Linked DNA regions of Mus musculus: all the other regions are linked to region 6. Evidence: chromatin loops called from intact Hi-C (ENCODE). Cell type or tissue: heart. All regions are shown on one strand. Links, peaks and the distances in the headings refer to the core of each region. The heading gives the core; the rest is flanking DNA. Region 1 holds the start of Pik3ca (phosphatidylinositol-4,5-bisphosphate 3-kinase catalytic subunit alpha). Region 2 has its middle 100 kb from the start of Gm33886. Region 3 overlaps Zmat3 (zinc finger matrin type 3). Region 4 holds the start of Zmat3 (zinc finger matrin type 3). Region 5 overlaps Pik3ca (phosphatidylinositol-4,5-bisphosphate 3-kinase catalytic subunit alpha). Region 6 holds the start of Zfp639 (zinc finger protein 639). Region 7 has its middle 10 kb from the start of Actl6a.

Evidence for each region. Peaks named below come from ENCODE experiments on the same cell type or tissue, not always from the same donor. Only the 100,000 strongest peaks of a DNase experiment are listed, where the experiment ranks them.
Region 1: it touches region 6 in a loop (6-fold over the local background); 19 of 42 quality-filtered maps call a loop at or near these places.
Region 2: it touches region 6 in a loop (7-fold over the local background); 13 of 42 quality-filtered maps call a loop at or near these places.
Region 3: it touches region 6 in a loop (6-fold over the local background); 29 of 42 quality-filtered maps call a loop at or near these places.
Region 4: a loop joins it to region 6, with 6 times the contacts of the local background. A loop is called at or near these places in 8 of 42 quality-filtered maps.
Region 5: a loop joins it to region 6, with 4 times the contacts of the local background. A loop is called at or near these places in 13 of 42 quality-filtered maps.
Region 7: a loop joins it to region 6, with 5 times the contacts of the local background. A loop is called at or near these places in 6 of 42 quality-filtered maps.

The regions. Positions count from the first base shown.
Region 1 is chr3:32,394,346-32,398,827 of GRCm38, forward strand. Pik3ca (phosphatidylinositol-4,5-bisphosphate 3-kinase catalytic subunit alpha) reads left to right here and starts at 2,720. Exons shown (of 21, transcript NM_008839.3): 1 at 2,720-3,147. In heart, for the core only: CTCF peaks have their summits at 1,930 and 2,583; DNase peaks (open chromatin) are centred at 2,066, 2,656 and 3,346; H3K4me3 peaks cover 2,585 bases; H3K27ac peaks cover 2,417 bases.
Region 2 is chr3:31,788,724-31,793,205 of GRCm38, forward strand. No RefSeq gene overlaps it. Among named protein-coding and RNA genes, the nearest start is that of Gm33886, 100 kb to the left of the region's middle. In heart, for the core only: a CTCF peak has its summit at 1,805 (motif pointing right); no DNase peak of the experiment used is centred there.
Region 3 is chr3:32,331,388-32,335,869 of GRCm38, forward strand. Zmat3 (zinc finger matrin type 3) reads right to left here. Exons shown (of 6, transcript NM_009517.2): 6 at 3,405-4,482. Among named protein-coding and RNA genes, the nearest start is that of Gm42201, 7.3 kb to the left of the region's middle. In heart, for the core only: no CTCF peak of the experiment used is centred there; a DNase peak (open chromatin) is centred at 3,724; H3K27ac peaks cover 410 bases.
Region 4 is chr3:32,363,771-32,368,252 of GRCm38, forward strand. Zmat3 (zinc finger matrin type 3) reads right to left here and starts at 1,895. Exons shown (of 6, transcript NM_009517.2): 1 at 1,734-1,895. It overlaps 4930429B21Rik (RIKEN cDNA 4930429B21 gene), which reads left to right and starts at 1,719. Exons shown (of 1, transcript NR_027966.1): 1 at 1,719-3,668. In heart, for the core only: a CTCF peak has its summit at 1,814; a DNase peak (open chromatin) is centred at 1,891; H3K4me3 peaks cover 2,505 bases; H3K27ac peaks cover 1,936 bases; H3K27me3 peaks cover 410 bases.
Region 5 is chr3:32,457,577-32,461,576 of GRCm38, forward strand. Pik3ca (phosphatidylinositol-4,5-bisphosphate 3-kinase catalytic subunit alpha) reads left to right here. Exons shown (of 21, transcript NM_008839.3): 18 at 2,286-2,456; 19 at 3,904-4,000. Among named protein-coding and RNA genes, the nearest start is that of Kcnmb3, 32 kb to the right of the region's middle. In heart, for the core only: a CTCF peak has its summit at 2,388 (motif pointing right); no DNase peak of the experiment used is centred there.
Region 6 is chr3:32,508,421-32,512,902 of GRCm38, forward strand. Zfp639 (zinc finger protein 639) reads left to right here and starts at 2,172. Exons shown (of 7, transcript NM_144519.4): 1 at 2,172-2,312. In heart, for the core only: CTCF peaks have their summits at 449 (motif pointing left) and 1,983; DNase peaks (open chromatin) are centred at 401 and 2,111; H3K4me3 peaks cover 3,035 bases; H3K27ac peaks cover 2,189 bases.
Region 7 is chr3:32,695,957-32,700,438 of GRCm38, forward strand. No RefSeq gene overlaps it. Among named protein-coding and RNA genes, the nearest start is that of Actl6a, 10 kb to the right of the region's middle. In heart, for the core only: CTCF peaks have their summits at 2,457 (motif pointing left) and 2,659; a DNase peak (open chromatin) is centred at 2,455.

The DNA of each region.
Region 1 (4,482 bases), core at 195-4,194, 110 kb before region 6:
TCTGTCTCCTCATTTATGCTGTACATAACAACCTCGCTGACCATATGGGTTGCTGGTGTGTCTCTATCCAAGCACTCATGCAGTCATTCCAGCTTTATGTTACACCTATCTGTCTTTCTTAATCTCCTGTTGCTCCCAGTCAGGTTTCCAGGATCCAGCTTCAGGAGGCATGGCACAATATCATCTTCAAGAACATTCCCTCAGTGACTTAATTTCCTTTTTCTAGGCTTCACCTCCTAGCAGGTCCAGTACCTCCCCATAACACCAAATTTTAACTTATAGTTTCAAAGGAATCAGCTTATTGTAGCTTTCCCCAAGCCTGGGCAGAACATCATGGAAGTTGGAGTGTAGTAGACTGTTTCTCACTTCTTGGAGCTCAAAGCAGAGAGAGGAAAATATAGGAAGAGACCAGGGCAAGATAGAGCCTTCCCCTAACCTCCCTGATCTACTTCCTCCCCCTGGGCCCTGAATCCCACCACTTCCCTACCACCACCTCCCAACACTGCCATTATACTATGAATCCATCAAAGGATTAATCCATTGATTTTTTTTTCAGAGCCTTCCTGATCTACCTGTCTTGGGAAATGCCACCAGACACACCCAGAGGTGAGTCTCAGCAGTTTCCATAGGTGTTTCTTGATCCAGTGAAATTCATAATCATTGTGAATCATCACCCCAGCAATGGTAGTAAATCCGAAGGCAGGAGAATAATTGTACATGCCTCTAACCCCATACTTGGAAGGCAGAAGCCAAAGGACCACCATTTCAAATTCATCCACAGAAGTACAGAATGTTCAAGGCCAGCAGGAGCTACTAAGACATTGCGTCAAAAAAAAAAAAAAAAAACAAACAAAAAACAACAACAACAAAAAAAAACCCAACCTAGAAACAAATAACTATGGTCATAATTTTAGTGATTTGGCATGAAACAATAGCTTTATTGTGGACATCTCGGCCTCAAAATGCTTAGGATGGTATTAACCAGTTGTGATGTTTCACACCTGTAATCTCAGTACTTGGTCTGATGAAGCAGGAAGACTGTGCTGAGACAGAGGCCAACCCATGGGCTCATGTCTAGATCCTGTCTCAATACATAAGTAAATAAGTTAATTCTAATAAAGGAAGAATTATGGTGAAATTATTTAATTCTGATGCATTTTGGTTTGCTTGCTTCACAGTCTAATAATATAATAATAAGTAACTTTTCTTTTCCTCTAAAGCATTTTTCTTTCAGTATTTTAATGATTCTATCCCACAGATGTGTAACATACTTTAAACATTTAGCAATACTGCAGAAAGAATTCAAGGCTGTAATTCTGTAGTAGGGGACTTGCTAGCATACACAAAGTCCCCAGTTTGGCCCCTAGCTTAAAAAACAAACAAACAAACAAACAAACCCAAAAAACCCAGCTGGGCGTGGTTTTAACCCCAGCACTCGGGAGGCAGAGGCAGACGGATTTCTGAGTTCGAGGCCAGCCTGGTCTACAAAGTGAGTTCCAGGACAGCCAGGGCTACACAGAGAAACCCTGTCTCGAAAAACCAAAAAAAAAAAAAAAAAAAAAAAAAAAAAATTAGAAAGCAAACTATTCCCAGCATAAAATTCCCTGACCAAGTATTATCTATTAATATCACACAGGAAGCACAATTTAAGTAATGATGCTTTTAGGACCTAAGATTAACTATGAAATTCAAGGTTATTTAACTCCTCGACCGGGGATAAGGGTGTTCTGAAACTGCCGGACACGACTAGTTAAATATTTTAAAACTCAGATTCCCTGGAATGTGAGATTAAAACGAGGCCTTAGGGTGGAAAAGAAAGAAAACAGGAAATACAGACAGTCCAGTAAAACACAGAGGAATGAATCCTTAAGACGAGGTTGAGGACGCGTGGCAGTTTTGAGTGTATTTCCTGTCCTCTACACTTTAAAAATTCCAGGGGGCACTAGGCTGCCGGACTTGGCTCTGACTTCGATTCTGGACCTTAGGCTTTTTCAATATGATAAAAGACCCGTAAGGAGAGAAACGCAGGATACCGACTGTCTGTCTGTCCGTCTGTTGCCGCCCCCGCCTCTCGACCAGGCTGGCCTCGAACTCAGGAATTCAGAGATCCGGCAGCCTCCTGAGTGGTGGGATTACTGGGGTTGCATCGTTTAAAAGTCAACATATCTCATTCCTTGCAACCAAAACCTTAGGCAGTACCTCACCACGTTGAATCGTACTTAAAGCCAGCATAACTATTTTGAAGCCTCAAAAATGAAAAAGTAACACAGCTTCTATAGCTGGGATACAAGGAAAACAGACTGGACATAGCCAAAGACCTCTAAAGACTGCAGAGGGCTATCGGAGTGGGTTACAATTTAAACCAGTGTTTGCAAAAGACTTCTTCCTGAAATCCGCATCCAATTTGGGAGAGCCACCCTTCATCTTGCCCTCCTTTCGTTTCCTCTTTGGGCATCCCTCGCTCCCGACTTTCCTGTCTGCTTCTCCCAAGACAGACTGCCGCTGGAAGAAGCTAATAGGTTTGACACGTCCGCCGTCCCAGGATGACACCACCGCCTGAGCTACGACTGCAGCGCTGACTCGCACTGCCACTCGGGGCGGAAGAGCAGGACGCAGGCGCAGTGAGTCACTGTTCCCGAACTTGCCCATTGCCCGGCCTCTTCTCCGCCTCACTTCCGGTCTTTGCAGCCCTGTTTCCGGGGCGTTGCAAGTTCGGCCCCTCCTCAGCTCTCACCCTCCTCTGCCCCAGGAGGGGGGAGCCGAGGGGGTGGGGAAGAGTTCGTTGTTTGTTTACACGATGTGAGCGGAAAGAGAGACCAATAAAGTTTATTCTGGAAACAAAAGGAAAAAGAGCCCGGGCGCCGGCGAGCGGAGCCGGGGGTGGGGGCGTGCGGCGGGGCCGGCGCCGAGCGGAGAGAGCGTTCGAGCGAGCGGCAGTTCCGGTGCCGCGGCGGCCGAGGCTGGGGCTGGGGCGGCCGGCGAGGCAGCGCTCGGGCCCGGCCGGGCCGCTCCGCAGCGGCGGGGGAGAGGGCCCGGGAGGCGGGCGCCGCGCCGCCCGCTGTCCTCTCCCTCGGCGCCGCCGCCGCCGCCGCCCGCGGGGCCGGGACCCGATGCGGCGGGAGCCGCGCAGCCTAGAGAAGCCGGAGCGTGAGTAGATGGCAGGGAGGGCGGGCTCCGGGCGGGCGGGCGGGCGGGCTCCCGGCCCCTCTCCTCGTACCCGGCCTCCGCCCGGTCCTCCTCCATCGCGCGATCGCAGCGAGGCCGGGAAGGGCACGCAGGGCCGCACGCCCCGGGGTCGGGTGTTGGCGAGCCCCGCCGCCCTCACTCTCGCCGGGCCTTCCTTTCCGGAGCCGGGTGTCGGCTCGCGGGCGCTCGTCTTCTCCGTGCCTCCCCTGCGATCCAGGGACCGTGCGGCCTCTTCTGCCGCTCGCGGACGGTGTCAGCCTCCGCTCTACGTGGGTAGATGGAAGACCAGCGGAGGGCTTGTGCAGCCTGCGTCTGTGGGGGACAGAGTAGACTGCAGCCCAAAGCTCGTGCCTCCACTGCGCCTTTGTGCACACGCGGGGCGTGGGCTCGCGGGACCCTGGGGAAACCGGCTTGGGTAGATAGAGCCCAGGTAGCTCCGGTCTGGCCGTTGCCACTGCAACTTTTGAATCACTTTAGACCATATTGGAAGCTAGCCTCTCTTGGTATTTGTTGACATCGTGTGATGTCGAATCTCTTGTGTTTAATGATGCGTTGTAAGAAAAGTCCTGGGCCAAGAAAAATAAAAATAAAAGATACTGTGTTGCTAAATTAATTTGGACAAATCAAAACACGGTGTTTTGATTAGTGGGCTCCCACTGCAACTGCAATCCAAGAATCTACCACCGTGTCTGTGAATTCAAGTTGTAAGGTATTTTTGTTTCAAACTAAAGCGTCGGGTTCTGGTTGACAGCGTAGATCACGGTATAAATAAACATCACGTGTTCTGGAAATTTTTAATTACCAGATTAACTGTTCTGCAGTATCTGTCAAAATTATCTGAAAGGGTACTGTTGGTTTGGTGTTTGGTTTTGTTTTTTGGGTTTGGGTTTTGTTGACTTAGGGTTTTGGGTTTTTTTTTTGTTTTTTTGTTTTTTTCCACCTCGTGTTGTGGGACTTTTTAAAGGGAGACAATAGGAAATATGTAGTCATCCATATTTTTTTTTAAATCGTTCATTTTTCAAAATAAGCAAAATAGGCAAGTACACATTTAAAAAAAATTGCAGAACGAGTGATTGAAGCAAATGTTACCACATCAGAATAGTAAAATCATCAGAAGGGAAATAAGGAACAAATGTTGCTATTTTATTGGTGACAGAGTATAATGCTTGAAAGCAAGCCTGCTCAAGTGGAAGGAGTTGAAAGATGAATACACAGATACAAAAACATTGAGCTTATCTAAGGTTTTTAAACTTTCAAGTAAGATGCCTGTAGATAAAGACAGGTCATTGAGTACAG
Region 2 (4,482 bases), core at 287-4,286, 720 kb before region 6:
ATACTCCTCTATTGCTGGTGGGATTGTATACTTGTATAAACACTCTGGAAATCAGTTCCTCAGAAAATTGGACATAGCACTACCCGAGGATCCAGATGTGTCACTCCTGGGCATATACCTAAAAGATTCTCCAACGTATAACCAGAACACATGCTCCACTATGTTCAGAGCAGCCTTATTCATAATAGCCAGGAGCTGGAAAGAACCCAGATGTCCTTCAACAGAGGAATGGATACAGCAAATATGGTACATTTACACAATGGAATACTACTCCACTATTAAAAACAATGAATTCATGAAATTCTTAGGCAAATGGATAGAACTAGAAAATATCATCCTGAGTGAGGTAACCCATTTGCCAAAGAACACACATGGTATGCACTCACTGATAAGTGGATATTAGCCCAAAAGCTCCAAATAATCAAGATACTATTCACAGATTATAAGAAGTTCAATAAGAAGGAAAACCAAAGTGTGGGTGCTCAGTCTTTCTTAGAAGGAGAACAAAATACTCACAGGAGCAATTATGGAGCTAAAGTGTAGAAAAGAGACTACAGGATTGGCCGTCCAGAGGCTTTCCCGAGATCCATCCCATATACAGTTACCAAACCTAGACACTATTGTGGATGCCAAGAAGTGCATGCTGGAAGGAGCCTGATATGATTGTCTCCTGAGAGGCCCTGCCAGAGCCTGACAAATGCAGAGAGGTGCAGGCTCACAGCCAACCATTGGACTGAGCCAGTGTCCCCAATAGAGGAATTAGAGAGAAAGGAATAAAGGAGTTGATTTGGTTTGCAATCCCAGGAAGAAAAACAATATCAACCAACCAGAACCCCCCCCCACCCCTCTCAGAGATCCCAGGGACTAAGCCATAAACAAAGGAGTACACATGACTCCAGCTGCATATGTAGCAGAGGATGGCCTTGTCATGCATCAGTGGGAGGAGAGGTCCTTGGTCCTATGAAGGCTTGATAGATGCCCCAGTGTAGAGGAATTGAGGGCAGGGAGGTGGTTTGGGGTGGGTGGGTGGAAGAAAACTCTCATAGAAGCAGGGGGAGGTAGGATGGGATAGGCTGAAACCAGGAAAAGAGATAATATTTGAAATGTAAGTAAAGAAAATATCCAATAAAAACTAAAAAAATAAAGATTGAGTTTTTAGGAAAGGGAGCATGGTGGCAGCAGTTGCAATAAAGGCAATTTTTAGGAAGTAGTTTATATCTGCTAGCAAAGAATTTATATTAAGTTGGTAGATATAGTATGCATAAAAATATTTAGCAAAGGTCATCAGACAGGCCTGTGCTTATGAGGACCATGAGCCTGCCTAACCCTCAGCTTCTGCCGCCTGGAAACATTAAAGATTTTCCAGCAAAGACTTCTAGCTTTTCAGTGAGCACTGGCCCTTCTTATCCATTTGTAGCCATTAATAGCCTTTATTCCCATTGAGGCCTATTGGTGATGGGAAGTTCTCAGAGAGTTGGTCATTGACTACACAACTGGACCGATACTACAGTGAAGCAGAAAGAAAACAGCCTTTGATTTGGAAATTGGTTAATTTAACAATCTGAGCAGAACCTAGAAAGTATAAATTAATATTTTTGTCTGGGCAAACACTAAAAGCAAGTGAATAATAAAAGTAAATTTAAATCAAATTCTGAAGTAAGTTCCCCCAAGGCTTTAAAAATTCAGTTAACTGTCCTTTGCTTTGCTTGTTTCTCTGTAATTTAAATTGCCAGTACACCTGCTTAGATGTAACCACTGTACAGAGAACAGAGAATAAGCTCACAATTACTGGAAATGTCCACAAGGTGTCAGCCTTGGGCCAAAAATGATAAACCTAACACTTAAAGGTGGTTTAAATTTTTTAAACTGAAGCTTTTTAAAATTTACTTTTTTGTGTATTCACTTTACATGCAGATCGTACCCCTCCCGATTCCTCCTCTCCTGCAATCCCGCCCTTACAAATTCCTCCTCCTCCTCCCCCATTACTCCCTCCCATTCTCCTCAGAGAAGGGGAAGCACCCGTGGGTACCACCCCACCTGGGACATCTAGTTGCCATAGGCCCTAGTTCCTCCTCTCCCATTAACATCCCCTCCCCCCAGGTAGTCCATCTAGGAGAAAGGATCCAATGCCAGGAACTGACTCAGAGACAGGTCCCTCTCCAATTGTTAGGGGACCCACATGAAGACCAGGCTGCACATCTGTTAGAAATGTGTAAGGTGACTAGGTCCAGCCCCTGAATGCTCTTTGGTTGATGGTTCAGTCTCTGTGAGCCCCTACGGGCCCAGATTAGTTGACTCTTTAGGCTTTCTGTGGTGTCTTTGATCCCACCAGCTCACTCAATTCTATCTCCCACTATTACAAGATTCCCCAAGCACCGCTTGATGTTTGCCTGTGGGCCTCTGCATCTGCTTTCAGGAGACGGTTCTGTTAGGCTTCTGTCTGTAAGCCCAGCAAAATATCATTAACCATGTCATGGATTGGCTGTCTTACAAGGGATTGTGTTTCAAGTTGGGCCAGTCATTGGCTGGCCCTCAATCTCTGCTTCATCTTTAGATCTGCGCATCTTATAGGCAGGACACAGTTTGGGTTAAAGGTTTTGTGGGTGGATTGATGCCCTGCTCCCCCCACTGTAAGTCCCACCTGGCTATAGGAAGTGGCCACTTCAATCTCCATATTCCCCCACTGCTAGAAGTCTCAGCCAGGGTCACTCCCATAGAGTCCCAGGAACCTCCCCCATCCCAGGTCTCTAGCTACTCCCAGAGATGCCCCAATCTGTTGCCACTCTCATTCCCAGACTTCTCCCACAGTCCCACCCCACACCTGATCATCATCCCAGTTACCGTACTCACCCCCTCTTCCACCCGTTTCCCTCTCTCCATCTACCACCAATGACTATTTTTTGTTTCCCCTTCAGAGTAAGATTCACATATCCTCCCTTGGGACCTCCTTATTAGTTGGTTTCTTTGGGTCTGTGAATTGTAGCATGGTTATCCTGTACCTTATGTTTAATGTCCAGTTTTGTACTTTCTGGGTTTGGGGTCCTTGCTCAGGATAATATTTTCCAATTCCATCCATTTGCCTGAATATTTTCACAATGCCTTTGTTTTTAATAGCTGAATAGAATTCCATTGTGTAATCATACGACATTTTCTTTATGCATTCTTCAGTTAAGGGACATCTAGTTGTTTCTAGTTTCTGGCTATTATAAACAAAGCTGCTATGATCATAGTTGAACAAGTATCCTCGTGGTACGGTGATACATTTTGGGGGGTATATGCCCAAGAGTTCTATAGCTGGGTCTTAGGTAGAACTACTCCAAATTTTCTGAGAAACGGACAAATTGATTTCCAAAGAAGTTGTACCTGTTTGCACCCCACCAGCAATGGAGGAGTATTCACCTTTCATCACATCCTCACCAGCATGTGGTTTTGAGTCACTTGAATCTTTGTATTACCATTCTGATGAGTATAAGATGAAATCTCAGTGACATTTTGATTTACATTTCCCTGATGACTAAGAATGTTGGCTCTTTCTAAGTTGCCATCTTGGCTTTCTGGGTTTTTGATCTATAGTAATGTTGTCCTTCTATATGTTGAGTTACTGGTAGCTGAACCTTAAGCAAAGATCCTCTCTGTCTTTGCACCATGTACTGAACATGACTTTTCTGACTTGGGGCTGGGTGCAGTACCTAGCATGAGGATGTACATCTCTAGCTCTGAAATTTTCCTCTTACACTTTAAGGGTGGCAAACCCCATTCTTGTTTGTGTAGGGTTATCTGGGTCTAGCAATGAAAGGCCAGAATCCAAGGAAACTCTTTAGGCACAGACCAGTTCAGATGGTAAATGTGAGTACAGCACTGAGTACAAGATCTATAATAACAGAGAAGTACATCTCTGCCCCTGACTCTCAGCACGTTTCTTGAGAAGGAAATTAGGTTAATTGAGAAGGGGGAGGCTACCCTAAATATGGGTAGCACTGCTCAGTGAAATGGGTGAATAAAAAGGAGACAACTAGCTAAGCAATAGCATTCATCTCTCCCTGCTTTCTGACCATAGATGTGATGTAACCAGCTACCTCATGCCACTGCCATCATGCCTTCTCCACCATGATGGACTGTACCCACAAACTGTGTGCCAAAATAAAGCATCTATTCTATTCCTTTGTTCCTTATGTCAGGTGTTTATTTCACCCCAGAAAGAGAAAAGTAGCTCACACAGTGAACCACCATAAGTTCACGTTCTAACCATTCAATCTTGACTAAGGTTTCTAAACCCTCAATGCACGGGAAGGGAACATAAGAAAACAGCCACTAAACAAAGTGCATGTACAGTGCCTGGTACGGAGTGATAATTCCTGATAATAACTACCCTGTGGCCTCTTAGCATTTAATACCCCCATGACATCCAGAGCTTCTAGAACTGTGCTTCCTTTCTGCCACTCCTTTCCAAGAAAGAAAACATACATCACTAAGCCCAAGACC
Region 3 (4,482 bases), core at 281-4,280, 180 kb before region 6:
GGAGGGGGAGAGAACCCACGTCCTGCTAGAGTTCCGATGCTCTGGGCAGGTGGACACAGGAGGACTGCGCACACTTTCCATGCTGTGTTAAGCCACTGACCCCACATGTCAGGTGGTGGACAAGGGGCAGCCCAACTCCCAGGTTCTTGGTCTCTGGCATCCCACACTGGATACGGCAGAGGAGCTGAGAACAGAATAGGGGCCCTGGGGATGAAGGGAGGAGAGGGCAGGTGGCGCTGGATGGTTCCCATCGGTGAGAGTCCTTGGTCAGGTCCATGGCTGGAGCACAGGATGGCCTTCTGGCAGGTTAGACTCGGCTCATTAGGAGAAAGCCCATCCCATCATTCAAGCATGGCAGGCCTTGATGATCAAAGATGGTCGATGGTTTTAGAGCTTTATTGTAGAAAGACAGGGAGAAAGGAGAGAAGGTAGAAAGAGAGAGGCTGGCCATGGCCACGTGGAGAGAGGGGGTAAAGGATAAAGAGAAGGAGGGCTAGAGAATAAGAAAGGTGAGAGCTTAAGAGAGCGAGGAGGGGCCAAGCAGCCCCTCTTATAGTGGGCTGGGCTATCTTGTAGTTGCCAGGTAACTGTAGGGGGGGGAGGGGAGCATACCTGGCTATAGTCAGGTAACTGTGGGGGTGGAGTCTAGCCAGAATGTCAGAAGCTTGGGACATTACCTGACTGGTAGTCACAGAATTATGGACAGGCACCTGATTCTGGGAATGTGGCTCCACTTTCCATCCCTAGTAGATTTCTCTATTGGGTCACCTGAGCAAGCCCTATTCAACCAAAATAGGCTGCCTATCACAGTCCCACAGACTTATATATACCTTCATACACTCATATGCTTAGAACTGTCATTTATAATAGCCAAGGGTAAACAGAAGGAACCAAAATGCCCACTGATGGATGATGGGTAAGCTCTATGTACCTCTACATGCAACGGAGTACTATGAAGGCAATTTTGGCATGTAGTCCAGTGCTGAGAGAACCTTATGCTTAGAGAAGTAAGACGAATAAGGCAGGGAGCGACAGACTTCCCCTGCTGTAAGACTCCTCAGGTAGTCAGCTTCATAAGCTCAGAGGGCAGAATGGTGGCCACCAGGCCCTGGGGAGGGGAAAACGGAAGGTCGTGCTTGATGACGTTTCAGACTGGGCAGATGAGAACCACTGAGGGGCGGGATGGTGGTCATGGCTACACAACAAAGTAAGCGGATCTGATGCCACCTTAAAAATGATTACAGCAACCCATTCTTTTATGCACGAGTTACTCACTTAAGTCCTTAACTTTAAAAGTCAGAATAATTCCCCAAACTAAAAAAATGGGTTATCATGTAAGAGAATACACACTCAAAGGTCAAGCCACACTGCTGGCTGTTTGTCATGACACACTGGTGTCACCAAAAAGGGCAAACAGACCAGCTCCAGAAACTAAAGAACTAGAGTAACTGACAGCTCAAGGGATGGGAAAACAGCTTAAGGGATGGGAAAACAGAGTGAGTTCAGGATCTAGCTTGTCAAAAAGATAAAAGAGAAAGTCATTTTTAAGATACTCCTCTAAATGACCTACAGTACAAAGGAAGGGATGGAAGGAACTCTCGACCAGGCCGGCCTCGAGACAGTGAGCACTGGGCATTAGCACCAGCCTTTTCCAAATGTCCTGTCTCCTGAGCTGCAACTCACTGTACAGAAACTATTCTGCCCCTGCCCCAAACACATCACATTCAGGAAAAGCTTAGAGCTTCAAACTTGGTTTTTATGCTGTCCCAGTGACTCACTCTCACACGCTGTGCCTTTATTTCATTGTTTTTCTCACTTCCCCAGTCTTTTTTTTTTTTTTTTTTTTTTTTGAGGATCTAATTCCTTGCTCCCGGTGTAGAGACTTGCACTTACGATCACTTCATTCTCAGGTCTGTTCTTCTTGTCCACATGCAGCAAAATGTGGAGTGAGGGGGTTGTCTGGTTTGGTTTTTAAATAAAACAGGCATTCTGAAAGAACTGTATTTGTTTAAAATAAAATAGGCATTCGCCACAATAATTACTCTAGCAGCTTTATCAAGGGAAACATTCACCAATAGTTATTGAAGACACTATGTCTGAATTTTCAAATGAACCTATGTTTTGCTGCACTTACCAGTAAAACGCATATCCTCCACATTTTCTTAAACCTAAATCCTGACTTTAAGCTCCTCACAATGGCTAGATGCAAGCTTTGAAGAGTCCACACGGTGGCGCTAAATACCTATGGGCCAAGTCTATAACCCAGTGAACTGTTATGAAAATCAGAGCAAAGGAGCCTCTGGCAAACAAGGATTAGATAATGAAGCTAATATGAAAGCCATCTTGTTCTTGTCTGGAGGGAAGGCTGCCGTCCAAAATACATTTGAAGTTCTAATTACATACCTAAAAACCCAAATGGCAAGCCTAACTTACCAGCTTCTCTCTCTTCCAAAGGCAGGTCTACCTCTGGTCGCAGAGGTAGATTCCAGGGCCAGGTACATTCCAGGGCCAAGTACACATCTCATGTATGTTAGGGGGTTACACGTGTGTTAGACACATTTATATTAAGATTTTTTGTCTCGGTCCTATTAACACTCTCATTGCACTGCAATAAACTGTCTTCATTTCTAAGTTCTCAATAGTTTGAGTATCCCACAAATAGGATAAATTTTTGTGCCCTGAGCTCAAAAGACAAGTCTTAAAGCTCTTCACAAACACTGGGTGCGGCCTTCACACTCTCCTATCAGGTCACCAGTGGCCTGGGAATGTCCGGTGTGGTCTTACAGGCAGCTGTGAGGCATAGGCTGGGGCATGACCTTGGACTGAGGGCCAAGGTCCCCATCTGGGAAAACCTAGAGCAAGGAAACCTGCAAGGCTCCTGGGACTTAGGCACCTCTGATGGCCCTCCTCATCCCATCTTAAAACTTACAACCTACTTTTCAAACAGACATTTAAATTCAAAGCATGATGCATGCACTCCACAGCACTCCAAAGACTCTGTGAGGACTGCATTCCAGTGACTATGTCCATAACCCCATTTCATAGGTGGAATGCCCAAGAGATGAGTGAGCGTCTGCTCTCTGATGTGTTTCTTTCCAGGAGCAGGAGTTGTCATTCTTCTGGGTTCATTCTCTCAGAATTTGAAGAGAACATAAATATCAGAAGGTATCACAAAACAGAATACACCCCGGTCCCAGGTTAGCTGGGAAGGAAGAGTCGGAGGTGGATGGGTAGCTAGGCCAACTCCACAGCAAGTCCTCAAATTCAGTATTCTAAGCCTTGGAAAGCACACAGTAGACCACATACCGCTGTGAACTGGGAGCGCACATCCCACCTGAAGTATGGGGATGACAGCTGGGTGCTAATCACTGATGCTAACTTCCTCCCGACTCAGAACCGAACGCTTTTGAGACAAGACTCAGAAACTGTTTTATTGAACTGAACACAAAAAGCCCGTTACAATGTCATCAAGCCTTTATCAGAAATCAGTACATACATGAGAATACACAGCCAAGATGAGCCAACGTAAGTGGTCTAAGCTTAAATAACATTCAGACTTCTGTATTTATTAGGCTGAAGGAAATAAAAACCAAAAGAGCAATTTCAATTTCACAATTCACAGTTGATTGGTTTGAATCCTGTGACGTCAGTCAGCTCTGTAGCCCCAGAACATAGACTGGCCCACTGCCCGGTGGCCTGCTCAGACACTCAACGGCCAAGTGACAAGTGGGGAGCGTGATATGACACAGCCCCACTTTCCGGTTTGGACTGGCATTTCTTAGCTGCGTTCTTTCTAGTGAAACAGCAAAAGCACATTTTCGGTTTGCCACACTGATCACGTGAAAGGTTCACATTCTCTCGGCTTCCTGCTTCACTTCTAACTTAAGACAATAACTGAATTAAAACGCACCCTTGACACTGAAAGCAAGATCAGCTTTGCTTCTGGATCAAGAGCACATACCCCAGAGAGGACATGTATGTCTCAGCAGACAGCTGGGATGCTTGACAGAGTAGCCTGGCATACCCAATAAGGCATTTCGAAGGCAACACACAAAACCCATGCCAGGTCACTACAGTTGACTGGGGGTGGGGGGTGGGGGGCCACAGGTGAGCAGAGTCAACGTGAGACTTACAAAGTGACACACTGGCTTACAGAACCTTTGGTGGGTGATCAGATACTGAAAGAAGGCAGAACAACGACCAGCCACGTCCAGGAGGGTTTGCTCCCGAGAGGGCTTTGCCCTGCCTAAGACAGTATCGCTCACCCTGACTTATGGAGTCATTTCTTAAAACCAACAAAAAAAGCATCAGGTAGAGAGTGCATGAGAGGGGTCAGTGATGGAGAACACCATTTTCACGAAGGGGTGGGGGGAGGGGGGGTCACGTGACCACTTACGTAGCCAGAGTGGTCATAAAAGCCATTTAAAGACAAAAACAATCAGACAGACCCTGCATGAGTTGGTGCTCAACAGTGCAGTGAGA
Region 4 (4,482 bases), core at 195-4,194, 140 kb before region 6:
GGTCAACAGAATTCGGTGTCTTCGGCTACTGAGCTTCCCTGTCTGTGATGAAGATGTGTAGGCTAGGACACTAACAGTCTTACTAAAATGACTCAAGGACGCTTTAAGAGGGAAAAAAACATTTGTAGACACACAGTGGAGAGGAGCCACTGACTGGGAAGTCATTCAGTTAAGAGTGGTTAGTCTTAATATTTAGCAACACTTTTCATTAATCATAATGGCTAGAAAAGGATAATAATCAACTACCCGTATCTCTGGAAACACAAAGGAAAGTGATACAGATCTGATACATTTAAACAGTAAGTTTCTCTGAAACAATATTATGTCTCCCAACTAAGACATTCAAAGAGCAAAGATGATTAGGGATATTGGAGGCAGGGTAATGAAATCATCTTTTTAAATAGATTAACTACTTAGATAGAACGGACCATGTCATTCTGACCCTAACTTGTCATCCAGATTCTCTGTTAGATCATAGAGAAAGGACAGGGCAGGATATCAAAACATCTGGATATAGAAAATCAGCAATATACATAGAGAACCGAATCAGCATGCTCCCAAGACATGCCTGGGCTTGTTTCTCACATGCTTACTCCCACCTGATGAAACCCCAGCATGCGTGGCCCCAGAATCATGCAGCAGTCCTGCAGAAACAAGGCCCTCCTCCCAGCAGAGGCACAAAAAGGCCTTATTTCAAAGCAAAACACTGGCCGGCCGGGTGGGGTGGGGGTGTTTACAGTGCAGGTTTACCTATTATTACATTTTATGTTCATAATGTTCAAAGAAAGAATAGAGACCTCAAAAATACTGTTAGATTTAATAATCAACATAAGGTTAAAAAAAAAAGCCCTCCCCCAAAAGTCTATAGGTGACAATCACAACAGGTATTACATTTGGGTAAAAATAAATAAATAAATAACTCTAAAAATAAATAAAACCAAAGCTAAGCTTCAGTGAATACACAAGCTGAAATACAGACTCAAAAACATGCTCGGATCCGTTCAAACTGCTGCATTAATTTAAGAGACTAATTTAGAAGCTGTTATAAAAATACTTCTCAGATCTCAAAATCCATCCGATTGGACGTGTGCGATGGCAGACACGAAGGATGCACAGCGCTTGATGTCCTAATTTGGAAGGGAGCTCAGAGACACTAAAGAAAATCACAGCTCCACCATGTACCGGTCTGAGGGAAATGAATGACCACAGCACACGTTTCCACGGTTGGGCTGGGGCCTACTCCTCACCGGCTGTACTGCAAACAACAGCCTCCCCTGAGCAGAAACAGACCCAGGGCAAAGAAGAGAATCCAGGAACAGGTTCCTGGCGTCCGGGTAAAGTAAGGAAGGCTACCCCTGGGTATTCCGGAGAAGAGAAGACAAGAGAAAACCTTACTCAGAGGTCACCAAAACGTGGCAGGCAGAAAAACAGCCCTGGCAGGCTGTTTTACATCACAGAAGAAAGCTTAGAAGGGGAGGAGGCCTTGGCGACCCAGGCTCAGCATCTAGGACTCAAAACTGCGCCCCTGCAGCATCGCCCCCGCGTGTGCCATTCCCGGGCTGGGCAAGCTCACACGCATTCGGGTCCTGCGAGGATGCCGGCCGGGAGCACCGAGTCGCCGAGGCGGCTGTGCGAATGGCTGCGGGATCGGGATCGGTGGCCCGCTGGACGCCGCGGGCGAGGCTGACACGCGCACACGGACGCAACCGAGCGGACTCGAGGACCGCACTCACCGGAACCGGCAGGCCGCAGCCGCCCCGCCACCCCGCGCGCCGCTGCCCGCTCCAAGACCACTTTCTGCGCTCGCCGCCGCCGACCGGCCGCTCCGCTGCTGGAGGCTGATTGTCAAAAGTCGGTCGGAGCGGAGCCACCGGGAAACAGCTGCAGGAAGTGACTGCGGAACCGGGAGGCGGCGGCGGCGGCGGCGGCGGAGGAGGAGGAGGAGGAGGAGGAGGAGGCAGGGCTCCCGGCAGCGCTACTGCGCATGTGCACGGACAAGCGGCTGCTCCCGCAGACCCGGGACGCCGAGCAGGTGCGGAACAGCGACTCGAAAGGGTACCCTACCCTGGCCCTGATGGCTCCTCGGAGCTGCCCCAGCCTACCCTGAAAGCGATGAGGGCAGAAGCTTGGCAGAGCCTGGTAGGAGGGCGGAGGTTCTCCTCTGAGACCTGGAAACTGCACTCCTTGCGCCTCCGCCCAAAGACATTGGAAAGGAGCCCGCTCACCGGCAGGACCCGAAGGACTGCAGAAGTCCCCGGGATACCTTCAAGAGAGGCGCTGGGATGGATTGCAGCCCTAGCTTGTTCTGCCGGCTTGTACCTTCTGCATGTGAATACTTGTATAGTGGCTAGGGGTTTCTCCTTGGATAACATGACACGAATTTTCCATATTACCGGCAGAGTATGGTTTCGCAGCATCAAGTACTTTCACATTGTGTGTGGTTATTGTGTAAACCATAAACTAAAATGCCAAGATCTAAATATGGTGAGCCTCAACTCAGCCTAATAGACTGCCTATTTACACGGGAATGCAAGGCTATGACTGGAGCATGCGCCAACAACCAGGTACGGGCGGGCTTCGCGAATTCGAGGACTGTTCAGCAGACTAGACCAGTGTGCACCCGCCATCGGGAAGAGTAATCCACCGCACAGATGAGTTCAGTGCACGTGCTGTATATGTGAAAATACCAAATGGCTTCATTGTTTTAAAAGCAGCGGGGTAGAAACGCATTTCTCAGCCCTTTGTCAGAACTTTGCCATTCACTCTTGTTAGCTGGGACCATGCTGGGCCCTGGCTGGCCTTTCCCATCTGACAACCCTCATCCTCGTTTTCACCCACATGTCCCGTCTTATAAAATGGCTGGCAAAGGCAACGGAAGAAAATTAATTTTGGCTCGCAGTTTGAGGGTACAGTCCATCACAGCAGGGAAGCCATGAGAGCAAAAGTGGGGCAGCTGGTCACAAATGTCCATAGTCAGGAAACCGGGAGGAGCTGCTCGATTGCTTTCCATCCACGAAGCCGCCCACACTCAGGGTGAGTCTTCCCTCCTCGGTTTCTAATCCAGAAACACTCCTATTGACAGTCTGTACTATCCATCACAGGCCCATAGTCTAGCGTTACCTCTGTGATCTTACACAGCCTGTCCTTGGTGTTAAATGCCTTTCTCCCTGTCCATCCTTGCCCCCTGCAGCCTCTCCTACAAGCAACTTCCATGGCCTCTCGGGCCACTGCATGATAACAATCTCCATTCCTCACATGGGACTTTATTACATATACTACTACCTTAAACTCCCTGAGTGCAGAAAGAGACAGGTCTTGGAGTCTTCCGTTTATATTTTATAGTTTTATGTGTATTTGCATGTTGGAATAAAATCTAAAAGCTGAAAGTAGGGGCCTTACCCGCTAGCTCATACACATACATACACTCGATGTTCCAAATTTGCTGCCCCTGATCCTACAACTTACTTCAAACAGCTCAGGCATTTCCTTCTCTGGCCCAGGAAAAAGCAAGTAATCCCAAGATACTTGTTTCATAGAAATGTAAATCTCATGACAGAGAAAATGGCCCCACAAATTAGAGCTTTTTTTGTGAATCACTGGGTCTTATGAGATTCAGTAGCCCCCCTCAAATAAATAAATAAATAAATTTTTAAAATAAAATAAATGAAAGAAAAAGAAACCGGTCATATTCACCACCTTTACTAAAGGACAAAAACAAATCTCACTGACTTGTGGCTGAAACCTACTTTTGTGATTGTGTGTTGCTGGTCTGTTGACAGAAGGCATACCTCTATGGGACTTGAAGCACATGAGAGGATCAAAATCGATAGTGGAATGTAACATTGTGGCACTGATGTGCTATGGCCCATTCACACAGATTCCAATGGCCAAAGCCACTTTTGTCACTAAACCTTAAGCCAGTGCAGCCATCTCTGCTTTAATAGGCATCTGGCACAATGAGTCATTCCAAAAAAGAATGCAATCTGGGGCCAGCAAGATGGCTGTAGATAAAGTACTTAGCCACTGAGCCTGGTAGCCCCAGTCCCTGCATAATATAATATAAACCAGGTGCAGTGACTTGCTTCAGTAATCCTAGCATCCCTGTGGTGAGATGCAGAGCAGAAACAGGAGAACCCCCCACAAATTCTCAGACCAGCTGGGCTGGGGTATGCACCACAGTAGGAGAAACAAGGGATGCTGCAAGGTGGAAGGTGAGAAGCGACTCCCCAAAACTGTCCTCTGACCTCCACAGCAGGCCTGCATCCTGCATAGAGGACTAGTAACCTTAATAAAATTTTAAGAGTATAACCTGACACAAATATGGGCAGTTAGTCTTGTCGCTTAGAGGTATTGTTATAAACCTCAAGAAAGACCTCATGTCTGCCCCCTCCCCCAAAAGAAGTTTCTGAGGTTACCTGGGAAGGAACGGTGGACACAGAAGCAGTGGAACTCCTGCACAGACCTTGAGATCTACATCTCAGA
Region 5 (4,000 bases), core at 1-4,000, 51 kb before region 6:
ATCTTAAAAAGTCCAGGGCCATCCCAGATATAGCAAACTCCTGTTCCAAAAATACCAAAATTTAACATCTAACGGTCAAGCCATAATTCAGTTAGGCTATTTGACAGGTGTTTTCTTTGAAAGTAAACCTCCTTCGTGTGTCGTTTAAAGGAAAACAGCTATGGCAGTTTTGTTGCCAGTAATAAAATTTGAATTTCTGAGGGAATATTAGAATTGTGAAAACACTATTCCCCAAACTATAGTCCAGCTTGAACTTTCTAAATGCGATTGGTGCTAGCATCTATACTTGTGGCCAGGCATGATGTGCACATCTGTAATCCCATACCTGAGACGGAGGCAGGAGGATTCTGGTCAGGAGGTGAAGGTGGTTACCAGGCTAGCCAGGGCTGCATATCAAGACCAAATCAAAAAAATATATATTTTATCTTTTATTATGTCATAATAAAAAGTAAGTTTAGAAAATTTATAAAACTCACAAGGCAGACTATCTTCTAAATGAGTAGTATAGGGACCCATAATGTCCTTAATGTTAAAACCTACAACACACGTCAATTTAGATGTAGCCATCAAGTTTATTGATACAGTTTTATAGTTCACATTGCAACTCAAATATCTTATTAGACTATAGAATAGTATCAAGGAAAACCATCACATAATCCTTCCTTTTCCTGGCTACCTGTGTATACATGCTTCTTCATGTACTTCGTTTAAACGAAGTATGATATCATATACCTGTGAGCCATGCACTAGGGAAGCTGAGATAGAAACATCTTAGAAAAATAAAACAACCATCCACATCGACCTGCTCATGTGCACCAGTGCTTAACTACGGGATGCTCTTGCGGAGGACCCAGAGTTGGCTTCCAGCACCCAAGTGGCAGCATGTAAACTCATGTAAACGGGCGCATGCATAGACAAAAAATAATCGATGAGTGAATTAATCACTTTTTAAAATACAGTTGGTCAGCAGACCCAGACAAAAACACGTTTTGAAAGAATGTGGAAGTCAGTCTTCTCACTTTTTTTGTTTTGGGGGGGTTTTAACTTTTTATTCTGTTTTATGTATATGAGTATTTGCTGCATGTATGTATGAATACCTACCACATGCATGCCTGGTGCCAATGGAGGTCTGTCTTAGTTAGGGTTCCCACTGCTGAGAAGAGACACCATGATCAAGGCAACTCTTATAAGAACAACATTTAATTAGGTCAGGCTTACAGGTTCAGAGGTCCAGTCTGTTATCATCAAGGCAGGAAGCATGGCAGCATCCAGACAGACATGGTAGCTGAGAGTTCTACATCTTGTTCCAAAGGCAAACAGGAGAAGACTTGGCTTCTAGGCAACTAGGAGAAGAGTCTCAGAGCCCACCCCGAAGTGACACATTCCTCTAACGAGGCCACACCTCCTAATAGTGCCAGTCCCTGGCCCAAACATATTCTAACCACCACAAGGCAGAAAGATCCCCAAGAATTGGATTACAGAAGACTGTGAGCTACCATATGGGTGCTGGGAACCAAACCTGGGTCATCTGGAAGAGCAGGCAACGCTTTTAACCATCTGTCTATCCAGTCCCCGTCAGAGCTTTATTTAATACAGATGGTTTTGTTCCGTACAAAATGGCACCTTAACAGACCATGATTTGATTTTAGATGGGCTCATTTTTAGGAATAGTTTTGTCAGTATAAAAAAGTAAAGAGTATGTTAAGACAAAGGTCATTTGTGTGATAAACTTAACTAATTGAATGTAGAGATTCTGAGATGCTGAGAAGAGACACCATGATCAAGGCAACTCTTATAAGAACAACATTTAATTAGGTCAGGCTTACAGGTTCAGAGGTCCAGTCTGTTATCATCAAGGCAGGAAGCATATATATATATTTTCAGATTTACAAGACATGAACAACGATGACAGCAGTAGGCATGCTAATGAGGTAGAGGGAATCACCTGAGGCCACAACCCTAGACAGAGACTGCAGGCAACTAAGAAATGCTGAAAGTGGGAGACAATGTCCCCAGATGGAAGAGCCCCTAGATTGTCCAATCCCAAGTGGTCTGCCCTGAAAACATGTATACAAGTAACATTATATTATATGGACTGTATTAAACATATTCAGGAAGACGGTGCGTAAGTACCAACAAGGAAGTAAAGGTCTGTGAGTTTGAGATCGAGCAACAGAATGTGCATGCAAATGACTAAAGGGGACAGTAGGAGGATGGTGTGATTATATTTTTATTTTAATTAAAAGTATTTGCTGTTTTAAGATTCTGCCTTTGTCAATTTCCAGCATGCTACCTTATGGCTGTCTATCCATTGGGGACTGTGTGGGTCTCATCGAGGTGGTGAGAAACTCTCACACCATCATGCAAATCCAGTGCAAAGGAGGCCTGAAGGGGGCGCTGCAGTTCAACAGCCACACACTGCATCAATGGCTCAAGGACAAGAACAAGGGCGAGATGTGAGTTTGCTCCCGTGCTCCTGGGGATGCTAGTGGTTCACCACTGAGCTCAAGAGAAATAGACTGAACTTTGAAACATTGGAGGTTATTGTGAGTGAACAAGAATTGCTTTGGTGGACCCTGATCAATCACCTTGTGTCTCTTATTCTCTTTCTTTTAATTCTTATAAACAAAATGAACATGTGTACCAGTTAGAAAAACCCGACTCGGTTCCCAGTCCCTGCGCGGGTCCCTCACAATCACCTGTACCTTTAGCTCCCGGGAACCTGATGCCCTGTTCTGGCCTCACAGTGCCTGTACTCAGCCGCACATGCCCATACATAGCTATATCATTAGAAGGAAAAAGAAATCTCTTTCTAAAGTAACATTATACATTCGAATCTTTACTCCTAGTTTGTTTTTCAAAATGATATTTTAGAAATTAATTTTCAAAGCTATCAGTGGTGGCATATGCCTTTAATCCCATTACTTAGCAAGTGGGTTTTCAGTTCCAGACCAGCCTAAGCTACATAGAAAAACAGAGGCAGAGGCAGGCAGATGTTTCTTGAGTTTGAAGCCAGCCTAGTATACATAGTGGTTTCCAGGCTAGCAGGGGCTATATGTAGTGAGACCTTATCTTTATATTTTTTTTTAATCATTTTCTCCTGGGTATTTGGCTTATTCCAGCACTCAAGTGGCTAACCCAGGAGGGTTTCTGTGAGTTTCAGGTTGCCTGGGATGTATTGTAAGAAACACTGGGGACTATAGAGCTATACAGATAATTTGGCTGATGGAAGTACTACTGCACACATGTGAAGACCAAAGCTCAATCTCTGACACCCTTAAAAGCCTCATGGTGTATGCTCAAAGCAAGGAGCCTGAACAGTTCCATCTTAGGGGCTGGCTTGCCCACAGTACAGTCAGTGGTGAGCCCCAGGTCAGTGAGAGACCTTGTCTCAAAAATTACACAGTGAGATGCTGAGGAATTGGCTTAGTTGTTAAAAACACTTGCTGTTCTTCCAGAGGACTTAGATTTGCTTCCTGGCACCATATCTGAGAGTTTTAACTGCCTGTCTCTAGCTCCATGGGGCCACACACGCTCTTGGGCCTCCACAGGTGTGTTTCCATTCACACACAAAAAAAACACATAAGTAAAAACAAATCCTTAAAGGAATAAGAGAATGCTAGAAGACAGCGAGTGCTAACTCCTGGCCTTCACACACTGCAGCTACATATCCCATGGAGAAAGAGACCATGATGGATGTTTCTTTTATTCTGATAAGAATTACGCTTAGATTCCAAGGAACATCTGAAAAGTCCTTTGAGACTAAGAGTCTCCGAACTTCTCGGCTCTTCAGACATACTTTTTTTCCTGATATTAATGAGAAATGTCAGCCGTATTTCCCCAGTTTGGCCGCAGCCACTCCGTTTCCATAGCACATATGAGGTGTGTATTTCCTTGCTGTAGATATGATGCAGCCATTGACCTGTTCACTCGGTCCTGCGCTGGGTACTGCGTGGCAACCTTTATCTTGGGAATTGGAGACCGGCACAACAGCAACATC
Region 6 (4,482 bases), core at 172-4,171:
CTAATTGAGAAAATGCCTTACAGTTGGATCTCATGGAGGCATTTCCTCAACTGAAGCTCCTTTCTCTGTGATAACTCCAGCTGTGTCAAGTGGACACAAAACTAGCCAGTACAATTCTGTTCTACTATCTATTGTATAACACACATTTCTGTGATCAGGAAAAATTTAAGCTATGACACACCTGTATCAAAAACTTGGGAGGATGGTGGTTAAATATTCCTGTAAAATGTTATCCTAGGGCTTTCAAGATTTTACATAGCTGCACATCTTGCCAGGGAGGGGGAAAGGGGAGCCCTGAAAACAATGATGCATGCTGTCTAAATACCATGACATAGTCTCTCCCCCCTCCCCTTCTAGTGACGCAGGCAAGAGGAGAATTAAGTCAAACTCAAGGGCAAGCCTGAGAAACCCTATAACTGACAGTGATCGCATGGCTCCCCCTTGTGTCCTCTACTAGATTCACAGCGAGAAACCCGTAGCCGCCGGCAGCATCTTTATAAATTCAACAGTCTTCAATCAATCAGGCCCCAATTCCCTATTTTGTACCCGATGCTAAGTATACTAGGAATAAAGAAGGTCTGCGAACCCTCTCTTACTCCTTTTGGGTTACACTGGTGTGCCTGAATATTCATGTCTAAGAGGAGAATGCCTACAGATTATGAGGTCACCAAACTGAATCTCACAAAAAGGCGCTGTCTCTCCAAAGCGCACAGCTGGACTTCCCCAGGCGTGGTGATGGGGTTGGGGGAGGGTGTCAGTGACAACCGGCTGAATACCAGGTGATTGACAGCAAGAACAGGGCGCTGGGCTGGTGAGACACACGAACCGTGGCTGGGACTTTGCAAGTGACTTTGGATATAAGTTACCCCACTCGATTTAGCTATTCACGTACAATTAGTTGAACCTTAAGGGCTTTAGTTACAAAACCGAGAAACACTCACAAATTGTACTGAAACCTCTTTAACTCTCACCCAGATTAGGGGGTTGGGGTGGGGCAGCTCAGTGGATGAGAGCTAGGATTATATTTAAAAATGTTTTAAAATATATATATTTTATTTTTATCTGTATGAGTGTTTTGCCTGAATGTATGTCTGTGCACCACTTGTGTTCCTGGCGCCCATGGAAGCCAGAAGGCTTCAGGCGACCTAGAACTGGATTTACACGTGAGCTCAGACGTGAACCTCATTGTGGGTGTTGGGAATAAAACCTGAATCCCCTAGTGGAAGAGCCAGTTTTCTTAACAGCTGAGCCATCTCTCCAGCCCCTGGACTCCATTCTTAACACTGAAGGAGGAGCGAGAAAGAAAACACACAGCCGCACTCTGGACTGTTGCTTGTAACGCTGAGGGCTCACACCTCAGCACTCACCCTGCCAAGCACAGACAACCACCGAAATCTACTGTCAGCCCGAGGGATAATTCAAAAACAATGTTCACAGTTATTTATGCTCATCTAATTTAATCCTTTGCTTATTGACGGTCAAGGTACGAAAAGGATTTAAATGACAGAATGCAATCCTTTGTGATAACCTCGGTTCACTCCATCAGGTCTTCTTTTTAGGATTTATTTATTTTTGTATTTAGGTGGGGGGATGGGGAGGTGTGTATGCCTGCGGAGGCTTCACATCCCTTGCTGTTGAGTTACAGTAAAGGCGTTTGTGAACTATCATGTGCATGCTTTCTCTAGAAGAGAAATAAAACTCTCTTAACTGGGGGGAGCCATTTTTTCAGCTCTCCCTTCTCTAACTCCACCTCCAATCTCCCAAGACTTCAAGAACCCAGGGTGTGGTCTGAGGACCCATCTCGAGTCACATCGCGTTTTTTCTCGGCCCTGGACTTATCTAGCCCGGATGTTGGGATTTGAGGACAACCACCATGCGTGAAACACTAATGATCCTGAAGACCCTGAGGATCGATCACTGCGGCCTTCCAGGAAACCGATGAGTGGGACAGCGCTGACCTCAGGGGGGAAGGTGGCACGGCCCGGATGTGCCCGTAGGGGACGCTAGACAGCACTGCTAGTCTCTCCTTGTCCTGCTGTTAGGCCCCGCCCTTAGCATGAAGCCACGCCCCCTCCATGCTCAGGCCACGCCCTCATCCTTAGGGTTCCCGCCCCCCGTCCCCCATCTTTACTCTCGCGGCCCGCTGTGGCGCATGCGCGGGGTGACGGGGTGAGTGCTGCTGGGCCTGGCGGGCAGGGAAGGGCAGGGCCGGGGAGGGCGCGGGCGGCTGGGCAGGGCGCGGGCGGTGGCCCGGCAGCCCCCTCCGTCCCATCATCCGGGCGTGTCTCGCCGGAGCTGCGCTGCTACGTGAGGTGAGGGCCGGCCTCCGGGGCCTGCGTGCCAAGCGAGGGCCGCGGGGCGAGCGGGGCCTGCCCGGCCCGGTGCGTGTCGGCCGCTCGGGTGGACTCGGCGGCGGGGGGGCCTATGCCGGCCTGCAGGAGGCTGCTCCCGCGGGAGACGCTGGAGTCCAGCGGGGACCCGGCCCTGAGTCCTCACGGACAGAGGCTCCCAGGAGAGGCCAATCAGACCAGCGCTCTTCGAATTCCTGTAATCTGTGACAGGGACTTGTGTAGCCTAGGCTAGCCGGAAAGGCGTGTGCCACCACGCCGGGCTTCAATTAGAACGGGAAAATTCTCTTTCTGTTTGAAAATGTACGTGCTTATTGCGTGTATGCATGCGCACGTGTGCCATGGCGCAAGTGTAGAGGTCAGAGGACAACTTTCCAAGAGGCTGTTCTTCCCACCTTGCGGGTTCCAGGGAAGACACCCAGGTCGTCTGGCTTAGCTGTAAGCGCCTTCTGAGCCCTGGAAATATTTTTTGTTTGTTTGTTTTAATGGAGGTGAAAAAATAAAGTGTTATAAACGTCTTCAAAACGCAACGACCCAGTCTCAAAAAATTCGGTGCTGGGTGCTGGAGAGAACACCCAGTTGGAGTAGGTTCATGATTGCCTCCAGATCAGACACCATCTCGGACTACACATGCGCGCGAAAACAGCCTTTTAAAAATATGTCTTGGTGCGGGGCAGTGGTGGCGCACACCTTTAAACCCAGCACTTGGGAGGCAGAGGCAGACGGATTTCTGAGTTCAAGGCCAGCCTGATCTACAGAGTGAGTTCCAGGACAGCTGGGCTACACAGAGAAACTCTGTCTCGAAAAAAACAAACAAAAAAAGTGTCTAGGCATTGTGTGAAGACATCCGAGGTTTCATGAGAAACCTTTGAAAAGGTTTGTCTATGGGAAGCACTATTAAGTGTTGTGAAGGTTCCAGGTGCCAAGATGCCTCTGTGTGGGTGATGTGTTTGTTTTGTTTTTAGGACACAAGAGACTTTATGTGTAATCTTGCCTCAGCCTCCTGAGTGCTGGGATGTCAGCTGTGAGCCACTGAGCTCTGCTGTTGATGTGGAAGAGGGCAGTTGGGCCTTTTTAAAATGGGATTTTTTTTTCTGTCTTCAATGTTATCTCAAAAAGTGGAGAGCAAGCCAGTAGTGTTGTATGCCTTTAACAACAAATTGCCTAACCCCAAACATAAATATAAATTCAGAATTAGCACATCCCGTCTATTAATTTTTTTTTCAAACACTATGTACTTCTGGCTGGCCAGGAACTCACTGTGTAGACCAGACTGGTCAAGAACTCAGAGACATCCTCCGTCTCTACCGCCTGAGGGCTGGGGATAAAGGTGTAGGTCTCAATACTCAGTTTCTCCAGACAGGGTTTCTCTGTGTAGCCCTGGCTGTCCTGGAACTTGCTTTGTAGACCAGGCTGGCCTCAAACTCGGAGATCTGCCTGCCCCTGCCTCCCAAGTGCTGGCACTGAAGACATGTGCCACCACTTTAGGCTTAAATTTTTTTTAAATGATAAATTATAAACTATGGATATATCACCACGATATTATCTTTTTTTTTTCCTGAGTGAATGGATTTTAGGTGATTAAATTTCAAATGTCCTGGTTTTCTACAGTGACACCTGTGTATAATTGGGGAAGGATACGTTTCAGATAGTTAACAGTCTTTTTAAAAGGATAACTAGTGAGCATGAGTTTTTATGGTTCACATTTCATTAAGAAGTCAAATTTCTCAAGCTGACAAGATGGCCAGCTCATTTCCCAGTGAGTAAGGTCCCTGCTGCCTGAGGACCTGAGTCCAGTCCTCAGGACTCGCGACATTCCTGTGTCCTGTGGACACTCCCGATGTCTTTATGAAGGCACTTGTGCATACACAAATCCAATTCTATTTGCCTGGGTGAAGGCTGGTTGACAGCTCTTGGTTGTGAGTGGTCTTAAGGAACCTTTGGTGATGTCCAATCCTGAGGAGTCACACTCTCCTCCACCTTCCTCACGTGACAAGACAAATCCAAATGGCAATGTTAAGGACTTGTAATCCCGTGCTTGGTTTCCTTTTCTTACTTTTTTGTTCACGTTCTGAACAACCTGAGATATTCTCTTGACAGTTGTGTTCTACCTATTAGAATATGATAGAATATG
Region 7 (4,482 bases), core at 279-4,278, 190 kb after region 6:
AGAATGATAAAGAACTAATCCTCCAAAACTGTAAGCAGGCCCCCAATTAAATGCTTTTCTTTATACAATTTACAATTGTAGTTCATCACTGAGGGAAGGCAGGCTAGGAACTCAAGCAGGGAAGGAATCTTGAGGCAGGAATTGAAACAGAGACCATGGAGAAATGCTGATTGCTGGCTTGTCCCCCATGACTTGCTTAGCCTGCTTTCTTAAAAACCACTTATGACCACTTGAGGTGTGGCACCACCCACAGTGGGCCAGGCCCCTTCTACATTAATTATTGAGAAAATGTCGCTGGGCAGTGGTGGTGAATGCCTTTAATCCTAGCATTTACGAGGCAGAGGCAGGTGGGTTTCTAAGTTGGAGGCCAGCCTGGTCTACAGAGTGAGTTCCAGGACGGCTCGGGCTATACAGAGAAACCCTGTCTCGAACGTTCATCCCCCCCTCCCAAAAAAAAGAAAGTATTCCCATGGGTACACCTACAGGCCAATCTGATGGTAACATTTTTCTAAACCGTGGTTCCCTCTTCTTGATAACTCTACCTTGTGTCAAGAAGAAAACAAACAAACAAACAACAACAACAACAACAACAGATAACCACAATTAGTTAGGACAGGGCCCAGACTGATGAATCTTTTCATCTTGAACTTCCCCATCTGTGGCCCTTTAAGGTACTCTCAGGAGCCTAAGCCAGGTACGTTAGAGCTGTTCCCCGGGGTCTTGGATTCCATGAAAAGGAGTTTAGGCTAGACCCTGGGCAGGATTTGGTGGTGCTCTGGGCTGTGGAACAGCTCCATGACAATGTTGCCACTGATTCACATTAGTGGTACATCAGGGTGGCCCAAGGAGTTACTTTGCAGCATCCACTAATTACATATCGACCCTGCTCCCTACATGGTTATCGTGTCCTGTGTCCCAGGAGCTGCAGCAAATGAGCAAAGGTTTTGGTGTTTTGTTTTTGTGGTGAGAGCGCATAGACACAAACATTCATGTTATCTCACACATGGTTTTCAGTGCTGGTGTTGTCTTTTGAGGACCCCACTGTCTCCACTGCAGAATTGGACTGGTGTATTGTGAAGGAGCCTGCCGTTACCAAATTGTTAGTCCCCCCGGGGGAGAATAGGATCACTACCACACTTTAGAGACAAAATGGAAGGAAGCTTGATTTTATTGGGGTGCACCCAGGAGCTGGCCAGCGGCGACTATCTCTTATATCAGGTTAAAGAGAGCAGGGCATAGTCTATTTCTTGGACCCCTTCTAAGGAGTAGAATCACAATTGGTTTCAAATCAGGTTTACAGAAGAGAGACAATAAAGAAAAAGGAAATATAGAAAAAAAATCTCAAAAAAAATCACCATGTGGTCATCATGTGATTAGGGAAGGCTAAGGGGGGCTAGAATATCCTCAAAAATAAGTCAAGATCATGGCTCGAGGAAACAGACTTTAAAAACAGCAACTCGGCTCTTCTAGTAAATAAAAGCTTATTTTTAACAATACAGCATTATGGCTTCTGTCTTCAAAATGGAGTTAGGCTGGTTCCTCAAAATATCGTTTGCTTCCTCATAATCACTGATCTGTTAGTAAGATGGTTAGCAGAGCCCTTCTTATCCTAATGGCAAGACAGACATGTGTGAATCTGACTCAGTGTTTCAGTCAATATTCTATTGCTGTGAAGAGGCACCACGACCAAGGCAACTCTTACAAAAGAACACACTTAATTGGGACTTGCTTACAGTTTCAGAGGCTTAGTCCATTATTTGCATGGTGGCACGTAGGCAGACATGGTACCTGAGAGATATACAGCCAGATCTGAAGGCAACAGGGAGAGAGAGACACAGGGCCTGGTGTGAGCCTTTGAAACCCCAAAGCCCACCCCCAGTGACACACTTCTTTCAGCAAGGCCACACCTACTCCAGCAAGGGCATACCTCCTAATGCCTGTCTTAGTGCCTCTCCCTAGTGACCAAGTACTCAAATCTATGAGCCTGTGGGGGCCATTCCTATTCAAACCTCCATACCCTGTTTCTGTGTCTGAGAAGTTGAGATTCCAGTTACCTGTAATCTGAGCAGCGCTTGCACAGAAATGTCAGGGAACATAAGATGGTGCTTTCTATCATTCCTCATAATACATATATCTACACTAAAATGTCTATGTTGAAATTTGCCTTTCATAGTCACTTACTTTGTGTATTTTACAGTATGGAGTAATTCTAGGTATACCTATTTTTTAAGAGGAATTTTTTTTTTCTTTTTGGACGGAGATAGTCTTGCAAATTTGTTTCTTAGCGTTTGTATCTAACAGTTGAAGCCTTTCCAACAGTGGATTTAATAAACATGGAGGAAGAGGTCCTTGTGGTTATGTAGTGATAACTGAATTCCTTAATGTGCTTTGACAGGCTTGACTTGAGGAGAACTGGTGTGGTACCATAAGAACAGAAGACCAGCGCCCCCTTGTGTCGAAGCCAGAGGCTGCAGCAGGAACACAGAACATTCTTTATGCTTGGAGTACCAGGCTTTTGAAAGCGCAATGTCTATTGATTTGGACTCCGAGTCAGTCTCTGAGCACCCACTGTTGGGCCAGATGACTTCACTGTGGGACTTCACTGTTTATTGATGTAGTATCTGGGCTTAGGAAGAAATGCTCCAAGTGTGGATAAAGAGAACTGGTTTGCTTTGTCCTCGTACTGCAGAGGAACCAGCTCAGAGGCCCTCACATGCTGGTCATGTGCTCTGCCACTGAGCTGTGCGCCCATCCCAGGCACTTCTAGTTTTGATAAGGTGTGCCAGTGAGAAGGGACAGCCAATAGTCCTGAGGTTTCTTGCTCTTTAATCCTACTAGTATCAGTAACATTGACTGAGGCCTGGGGAAGACTGTAGACAGAAATCAGGCTTTAGGGGAGAAATAGCCATGCAGAAACATCTTGCAGCCTTCAGATAGTCTCCAGGATTCTGTGGTGTGCTGGGAATCAGACCCAATAATTTTATTTTTTTAATTCATTATATAGTAAGTAGTTTTCTAAATTTTAAAGACATATTTTTTTTTGGTATATAGATGCTTTCCCTGCTTGTATGTCTGTGCACCATGTATGTGAAGTGTTGAGGGAGGTCAGAAGGTGTCAGATCCCTAGGATCGGGAGTCTGGATGATCACAAGCCATCTTGTAGGTACTGGGCATTGTCCCTGGGTCTTCTAGAGAGCAACAAGTGCTCTTAAACACTGAACCAATTCTCTAGCCCCAAGTTTTCTAGTATTTAAGAATTAAAAAATACAAGCAGCAGCTGGGAATGGTGGCACACCCCTTTAATACCAGGACTTGGGGCAGGGGCAGGCAAATCTGTGAGTTAGAGGCCAGCTTGATCTATAGTGTAAGTTCCAAGGCAGACAGGCTACACAGAGAAACTCTATTTCCAAATATCAACAACTGACCAACTGACCGACCAACCAACCAACCAACCACCACAAGCTGCCATGATCTAAGTCTCACCTCAAAGGAAGCAATGCCATGACTGTGGAGTGTTCTCTTGGGCTGAACAGTTTTCCTTTAAGAGATTCTTCTAGCAATTCAATACTTTAGGGTCAATAATTTTAGCGTCTTGTTATCTTTTTTTTTTTTAATTAACTGTGGCATCGGAGTGCTTACTAAGCGTGAATGAAGCCTCAGGTCTGATCCCCTGCACAGTGTAAAGCCAGGTGTATCTGTGGTGGTGCCTGTAACAGTAGAACTCTGGAGGCAGAGACAGGAGGATCAGAAATTCAAGGCCATCTTCAGATAGATGGTGAGTTTAAGGCCAGCCTGGGTGTTAAGAGGTCTTGTTTCAAAATAAAGTATAATCAAAGGCTTAGTGTTGGGGCCAGCCAGCAGCTCACATGTCCGGGTTCGAGCCTGGAAGGCATCTTGGAACTGAAAGAAAAGAGAGAGCCTAGGCAGGTTGAGAAATAATGGAACCAAGACAAGTAGTCTGCTCAAGGTTCAAATTTTTAATGGTGGACACGCTTTATAAAAGAGGGAGGAAGTCCATTCCCGCCAATTCATCCTTGGAGCCTGGAACCAGCTGCAGGTGATGATGTGCAGGATAGGGCATAGTCTCCAGAGTAGCTCCGGGGCCTCTCAGCTGGTAGCAGTATCTTGAAGAGGAACAGCGACAGTGGCTCAACAATAGAGTGATCTAGGGAGGAAGGCTCCCCCCTAGATAATCTCCTTAGTGGCAGCAAGGTCAAGTTCTGGCTCAGCCTGCTTCAGGCTTATGGGAGGCTACATCTCCTCCCTGTTATTAATATTTTTAAAAAGCTGGACTGAGGCATAAAATTTATCTATGCTCCATAGTCCTGCCTGGGAATTATGGTGGCTGGCGGCCGTACCTGCCTGAGGATCTCAGATCCTCTCAAACCATCCAATTCCGTCATAGGAAGTTACATGCAGCTAGTTTGTGTTATAATTCACACAAACATGGCTCTGTGGTTTAATATCAACAGCCACGGCCTT